Linked DNA regions of Homo sapiens: regions 1 and 2 are each linked to region 3. A link is a loop called in an ENCODE intact Hi-C map of the cell type or tissue named here. Cell type or tissue: ascending aorta. All regions are shown on one strand.

Region 1 (2,500 bases), 98 kb before region 3:
AGGAGCCAGCCAGGCAGTCGCTTGTCCAAAAGATGTTTCTGAAGCAAGCAAGAAAGGCTGGAGATAGATTGAGGGCCATTTATTAAAGTAAGTCATCGTCATAGAAAGATTCATAACTTGCCCTACCTAGGACAGGAGAGGAAGAGGGAAAGGAAATTAAAGGGAAACAAATGAAAAGCCATGGCGAGCCAAGTACCTTTGTCGGAGGGTTTTGAGTTATGCTTTTGTTTGTAACTCTCTGAAATACAGAAAGAAATAGAGGATGAATCTTAAAGGAGACAGAGCGCGTGAGAGAGAGAGCCGGAGGAGAGCCACACAGGAGGCATGGCAGGAGGTGGGGGTGCAGAACTGAGGGTGGGGGCCACCCCAGCTGGCTTCCCCTCTGCAGAAACCCCCTGGGGCAGCAGAGGCCCAAGGAAGTGGTGACTGCGGTGGAGGCGGCAGGCGAGTAAGCTGGGGTGCAGACAGAGGAAGAGGAGAGCACACACTGAGGTTGGCAGGCGGATGGCCAAGGAAGCACAGGGAAGAGGGGCCCTGGGGGCAGGCGCACAGGGAGGAAGGAAGGTGGGACCGGCCCATACTTACTGTCACAGACGTAAGGTTTGTCGTGGTCTTCCTGAGAGGCGGCGTCGTGCCTCCTCCTGCCCCCTGCAGAGCCGCGAGCCTGGGGAGACATTGGGGTACAGGATGCTTGTTACCATGGTCATCACTACAGCTCCGGAGCATGCGCTCTGCGAGCTCCTTACACCGTCTTCATCCCAACTTTTGTGCCAACACCAGTCCCATCTTACAGGGGAGGAAACTGAGGCCCAGAGAGGTCAGGAGACATGCCCCCAAATCACTCAGTTGCTCACCTGTATCACCTCATTAAATGTTCACAACTCCAAGAGGTGGTTTCTACTAGGGTCCCCATTTTACAAACCAAAGGACTGAAGCCATAGAGAGGTTAAGTAGCTTGCCCAAGGTCGTTCGGCTACTCAGGGCAGCTGTACTGAAAAGCCCTCCTCTACCAAATTCCCACACACTACCGTGCCACTGAGGCCGCTTCCTCCTGCTCCTTAGCCTCCTAGCTTCACTGACACAGCTGAGGTTGACAACCCCAGGCCCCTCAGCAGACCAGCTGATGCACGTATCAGGAGCAAGGCCTGACGGGGGCAAGGCTAGGCTTCTGTGTCCATCCCCGCAGTGTCGCAAGAGCCAGACAGTCCTGACATCCAGGCCCAGTGCACGAGTGTAGCTACAGGGGAGCTCCCGCCACCAGCCCATGCTTGGCCTACTCAGTAGGGGTGGGCTTTGGCTAAGGCCTCCCTGTGTGGTCTGCCTTGGGCCTTCAGCCAGTGACGAAGACCTTGACCCCCATGGTCTCCTGGGCTGGACTTCTGATACCACCACCCTGTGTGAATCTCCCAGGGTGGCGGTGGAATGAGCTCTACCTTCAAGAATCAAAGAGCCCAGTCAGAGAGGTTGCTGGCAGCTCTGCAGCCCCAGGGCGGTGGTGACAAGAACACAGCGAGGTTTATTTTTAAACCTTTGTAAGTCCCACACTGGTCACGTGTATAGCACCCTCGCCTCTCCAGGTCATTCTTTGGTAATGAGTAGCAGTCAACTCCCAACCAAGGAAAGGGCCTGTCGGGGTCTTTGGGGACAGAGAGGAAGGGGCAGCAGGTGAGGAATAAGACCTGGCAGCAGCCTGGGGTGCAGGGGAAATGGGGCAGCCCCTGGGGCCTGGCTTGGAAAAGTGGCCATGGGGACTTGATGGTGGAAAGGCCTTGGATACTCTCACACACACACTCACACTCTGTGCACACACACACTCCATGTACACACTCACCGGGGACTTCACAGTGGAAAGGCCTGTACCCTAGGCCTGCAACACACCCACTCAGAAAACACACCCACTTCCCAATCAACACCACCTGCCAAGCTACCACCTCTGCCACCTCCTCAGCTTGTCTCTCTCCAAAACAAATTCCACTTCCTCCCTCCCTCCCACCAGTCTCCCTCCCCACCCCACCCCTGCAGCGCTGACAGCCAGCAGCCCTCCTCCCCTCGCCCTCATTACTCAGAGTTGACCCCAAGAAGGATCTGTAGGTGCTGGCAGTCACCCCGGGCACTGACAGGCCTCCTGCCTGCCCGCACTGCCGAGGGTGGTCACCCTCAGCTGCCCTCCCCCTCCACACCCCTCTGTGAAGCCAGGGACAGCTTGACATGTAGCCTGCAGCCCTGTCACAGCCGCCTCTGAGCAGGTGAAAGCAAGTCAAGCAGAATGACGAGGCAACAGCAGACTGGGGAAGGGGCTCTGGGAGACTAAAAATACCTCCATGGGGAAGGGGAGGAGTCGAGCAGAACTGGATGTACGAGGGCTTCTGGGGGAGCTGCCAGCAGGAAAGGGAGGGTGCTGTGGGAGCCAGGTTTTCATCTCCTACAGCAGGGCTGACCAGCAGAGTGACTCTGTGCCACACTCGCTTTGCCTCAGTTTCCTCAATTGCAAAATGGGGAT
Region 2 (2,500 bases), 250 kb before region 3:
GGTAAGGAGTGGGAAATTCCAAGGCATAGATGTCATAGCTGGGACTTTTTTTTGTCCTAATTTTTTTTTTCTTTTGAGATATAATTATGCACGGTAAAATGAACAGACCTGAAGTACATGGCTCAATGAATTTGACAAGTGTATGCACCCGTGTAACGTATACCCCATCACCCTAGAAGGCTCCTTCATGTCCCTTTCCAATCAATTTCATCCTTCTCCCCCAGGGGCAACCGTGGTTGATTTCTTTCCCCCATAATAGCCTGGATTTTGATTTGGCAGACTTGAGATCTGTAACTTCGGTCTTAGTTCATCTGAGCAGATCAGCAAAAGAATCTCATCAGAAGCTCAGATGTCTTTACTCTCTTAGCATTGAAAAAGATCCTCCCTGAGCCGCTAGTGCTTGGCTCTGCTGTCCCCCAGTATGCCCCAATCTGACCCCCAGGGCTACTCTCTGAGCCACAGCCCTCCTCCCAGCCAAAGAAAGAGTTTAGCATCAGTCTCCCAGGTAAGTAAGTGGCAAAAGCTCTTGGTAACCCAGATAGTGCATGCTTTGTTGATTAATATGTGGAAGTGCAATGCACAGAGCCACAGCATGTCAAGCAGCATGTTGATTTTTCTCACTGCACAAAAGGGGGCTATTCCTTTTGTGTGTTTCCTTTCAGAAAACAAAGGATTCCATGACCACCTTCTTCCAGGCTCCTAGCCATCAAGATGGCCACAGAGCTGAAATGATTAATCAGAGCGGAGGGTGGGAATTGAATGTGTGGGTGTTAGTGAACCCAGCACTGAGCCCATGGTCCATGAAATTGAAGGATCCCAAATTCTACTGGATTACACTTTGCCAAATGTCTCAAAGGTGAAAAGCACTTTGTCGGTATGCAAAGCTTTGGTGTCTCTGGAATGTACCTTCTGCAGCTCAGTTCTTAATCACTGTATATTTTTTCACTTGGACAAAGGCTGCCTGCTAATAGCATTTTCAACCATCCTCAGCTGCTTCGCTCAGCTACGCCAAGGCCTCGGGCTGAGCTGGCTGCGGTTTCCTGGCACCATGATCCATTCCCAACTGACCAACACTGAGGAACATTACACACTCACACCCTGAAAAAAACCTGCTTCCTCTGTAACTATGCAAATGCCAGACACAGGCAGGCAGAATTACCATTCCCCTTCTGAAGTGGTTCCTTCAGGATCATCCAAACTGGAGACAGAGATGAGAGTAAAGAGACGGGGCAGTGCCCTGGAGGGTACAGGCAGGAGCTCCCCTCTCTCTGGGCACAGCGGATTCCTCGGGAGCTTCCTGCAAGCCTATAGGGGCATGCACTTTGGGGCAGCTCATCTCTGAACACAGGTAGCCTCTACTATCAGATTTCACTTTGATCACTGAAAACTACAGGAGTCTCAGCTCTTCAGAAGGGAAGCAGCTGCTGAGCAAGTGTGATTGCAGTATTTCTTCCCCAAAGCCCCGGGCCAGGCATCTACCCATGCCCGCATCCTGCATGATTAACCGCCTTCCAGTCTGAGCCTGCCCTCACTCACGCGGGAGGTCACTGGGTAGCGAGTAGATTGCAGCTGGGCTGAGCTGCCTCTCAAGCCGACCTGAACCCTCATGACCTCCATCTTTAGCAGCAAGCTGGCATTTGGTAAATGCGCGAAAGCAGGAGTGGGGAGAGGGAGACAAAAATGCCAAGCAGCACCGCCTGGGTTGCTGAGAGGTTGGGAACAATCCCAAGGGTGGCCCCTAAGCTGGTCAGCTGCACCATCCTACCCTGAAATCCTGGGAAATAAAAGCAGTCGGGGGAAGCGAGGAGCGGGCAGTGACAGGCTGGCCACAGGTCCTTGGAGTCAGAGCGGTGAGGCTGAGCTCCAGGATTTAGTCAGGAAGAGAATAATTAGCACCTTCAAGCCCAGCCCAGCCCAGCCCATTCTGTAGAAAGGGGAAGGGTTGAGGGTATGGAAGCCTCAGGGCCAAATTCACCTAAAACAAATAGACACATAATCCTCCAGAAATAGAATCTCCAACCTCCCTCAACCCACAGTCCCCTCTCCAGCCAAAATAACCTTGTTAATAGGAATGAGGCTGCAGTGAAGGTTTGGGCAACTGGTAAACCTCACCTCCTTTGTCTCTGGGCTTTGAATGTACTCATTGGCAACAGACTCTTATTCAGAAGCTTGAGTGATTTTTTTTTTCCCATCCACCAGCTAAATGAGAGCCCCAAACGCTGTGGATAGCAAACTCAGAACATATATATTTGGGTACATAATGTGTGATTTGTGGCCCTGGCGAAGGAGGGATGGGAGGAGGAGGAGGACCTGATATTGGTGTGTGGTGGTTATCACAGCAATAAGTGGCACCTAAAAGGAGAGCAAACTTCCTTTGTGCCTTTCATAGGACAGGGATGGACATAGGTAACCGGGGGTAGGGGAGGTTTGTAAGAGCTCTCACACAAGGAGGCCCCTAGGCTCAGCAGCCCCGTGTTTCCCCAGCAAGGATGCCCCACAC
Region 3 (2,500 bases):
TTCACCACACCGATCACCAATGAGGCAAGTCAGAAATTTCCAAAAAGTCTCCACATTTATTTTTCTACCCAATAAACCAGACATGATAGAGGAATTCAAATATAAACAAGACATAGGCCCTGCCTTCCAGAGCTCCTAGGCACACAAATGTTAGTCACTTTACACTTTGCAAAACACTTTCACATATATTGTCTCTTGTAGATCCCCCCATCTCACATTGAGATGGGAAGGGCAAGCTGTAGGTTACTCCCATTCTGCAGATGAGAACACTGAGTTTTGGAGAGTTGGTGGCTTGCTCCAGGGCACCCAGCCCTGGAGCGGCAGAGAGGGAGCTGCAGTAAAGTCTTGAGTCCAAGACAACATTGGTGTGGCTGTTTTCTTTCAGCCTGTCTTGCTGCCTCTCCTGCCGTCTTGGAACCTCTTGCCTCCTTCAAACAGAAGCCCCTGCACTGAGGTCTCTTGTATCTAAGATCTGCCCCAAGTGAGCTCCAGGAGGCAAGGAGGGAGGCCAGCCATGTTAAAGACCAAGTTAAAGACCAAAGTGGCTGCAGCACCATGAGATACCAGTGTAGTCCCCCACCTTCTCTCATAGTCCCTTACCCTGAGGCTGCTCCCACCAGCCCCGCTTACCTTTTTCCCATCCCCACCCCCGGCCCCCAGCCTCTCCCATCCCACAGGCAGGGCAGGTTCCTGGTAACAGCATTGCCCAGTGTTGTCAAAATAGCGAGGAGCTGGAAAGAATTCCAGAATGAAATCTATGTGCCTCTGCAGCCTCCCAACTGACTGCCACTGTGGCAGCTAAACCCGCTAATGTGCTAAGCGTTTTCTGGCAGGGCCAGGAGGCAGGGTTGGTATTTTGGGAGCTGGGAGGGGCTTGGAGGCAACATCCTCGGCAAGTCTGGGAAGGAGGTGGAGGCAGGGAGGCAAAGGGAACCGACCCAGAACACTTCCCATGACGTCACCGAGAGCCACCTGAGCTGCACCTCAGGATTCCTGAAACACTGCTGGCGGAGCGGAGAGTACGGAGAGTACGCTGGGCCCGGTGGGCAGGGCTCAGCAGGGCATGGAGGCTTTGTAGCTAGGCCTGGGGGGAGAGGGCGCTCTAGTATGCCACTTGTCATGTACACTTTTTCTGCTGACACAGAGCAGTGTGCAATGCGTCCGGGAGGCTGGGCAGCCCAGGGCTGGCCCAAGCTCTGTTTGCCTGAGTTGGCAGTGGCAGGGCCCATGGTGACCAAACAAAAGACGGGAAGCCAAACGCCCAGAGGCTGGCGGGTGAGGCTCCCTGAGAGGGCTCTGAGGATACAGGCACTGGCGAAGAAGGGCCAGGGGCTCATAGGGATAGGAATGGGGTTGGGGGCAATGGGAACTTGCAGGCAGGGTCCCCTCTGGTTTCCCAGACACACCGCATCGCCTCTGGGCATCAGCCTCTCCACACTGTCCTTGCTTTTCGGGGGCTCCTTCGAAAATGCTTCAAACCATGACACCAGGAAGGGGAGCAAACCACCAAATCTGAGATCCAAACAAGGTCCCAGCATTCCTTTGTCCCTGATGGGCTTGGCTCCAAATTCTGGGAGAAACCAGAGGGTTTTGAGAGAGTCAGGAGAGGGGTTCAGGGGACAAAAAATAGGGCTGGTGAAGAATTCCTTCCGGGAGCCGTCTGGTAGCAGGGAGTACCGTGGGTGGCAAGGCCGTGCTGCTCAGGTGAGGGGACATGGTGTCATTCTGGGAACAGATGAGCCAGTAAAACCCTGACAGGATTCAATCTGGAGGAAAAAAATCCCAGCTGATAGGAACTGCTGAGCGCTTGCAGCTTTTAAAGCCCCTCTAGCAAAAGGATCTGCAAAAGCTTTGCAAACTCTGACCACGCAGCCAGTCAGCCACTTCCCAGCCCACAGCAACGAGAGAGTTTTTGCTACATCAGAACAAACCCACTCACAAATATCTCATCCTGGCCTCCCCCCCGGCACCCATTCCTTTTGGGTCTGTGTGCCTGCCTTCCTCAGAAATGACATTTTGTCAGAGCAGTGAGAGATAGTGTTGCAGGGGCCAAAGGCAGCCAGGGGGCTGGACTGCAACTAGGCTCCCCTGCTCACTAGCGGCTGACCCCAGGCAGGGCACTTAACCTTTATGAATCTCATTTTTTAATCTGCAAAAATGCAAATAATGAAGCTGCTCTTACAGAGTTGGTGAGAGGACTAAATGAGATGATGGATGCTGGGGCTCGAGCACAGAGATGAGGGGCTCCATGACGGCTGGTCCCCCTCCTTCCCACCTTCCTCTCCAGGGCCCTCCGGCACCATAATCAGTGTGGGAAGGATGCAGAACAATGGGAGTTTAATTCAGAGGTTGGCGAGGCAAAGGCATACTTTAATAGAATTCTCTCTCGCCCAGTACATGGTTTCTTGTCCACCCCACCCACCTTTCCCCATCTCTACCGGCTGATAGTCTCTCAGCTAGTAGACCTTTTCTTGTTTAGCAGGGCCACTTTTTTTAAAAA

What was found. Peaks named below come from ENCODE experiments on the same cell type or tissue, not always from the same donor. Only the 100,000 strongest peaks of a DNase experiment are listed, where the experiment ranks them.
Region 1: a loop joins it to region 3, with 2.0 times the contacts of the local background. A loop is called at or near these places in 8 of 110 quality-filtered maps.
Region 2: a loop joins it to region 3, with 1.8 times the contacts of the local background. A loop is called at or near these places in 2 of 110 quality-filtered maps.

The regions. Positions count from the first base shown.
Region 1 is chr14:72,713,838-72,716,337 of GRCh38, forward strand. It overlaps DPF3 (double PHD fingers 3), which reads right to left. Exons shown (of 11, transcript NM_001280542.3): 6 at 586-664. Among named protein-coding and RNA genes, the nearest start is that of DPF3, 180 kb to the right of the region's middle. In ascending aorta, no CTCF peak of the experiment used is centred here; DNase peaks (open chromatin) are centred at 496, 1,464 and 2,014; H3K27ac peaks cover 2,201 bases.
Region 2 is chr14:72,557,931-72,560,430 of GRCh38, forward strand. The region is part of intron 17 of RGS6 (regulator of G protein signaling 6); the gene reads left to right. Among named protein-coding and RNA genes, the nearest start is that of MIR7843, 42 kb to the left of the region's middle. In ascending aorta, no CTCF peak of the experiment used is centred here; a DNase peak (open chromatin) is centred at 1,049; H3K27ac peaks cover 2,164 bases.
Region 3 is chr14:72,811,592-72,814,091 of GRCh38, forward strand. The region is part of intron 1 of DPF3 (double PHD fingers 3); the gene reads right to left. Among named protein-coding and RNA genes, the nearest start is that of DPF3, 81 kb to the right of the region's middle. In ascending aorta, a CTCF peak has its summit at 1,132; a DNase peak (open chromatin) is centred at 1,020; H3K4me3 peaks cover 1,240 bases; H3K27ac peaks cover 2,248 bases.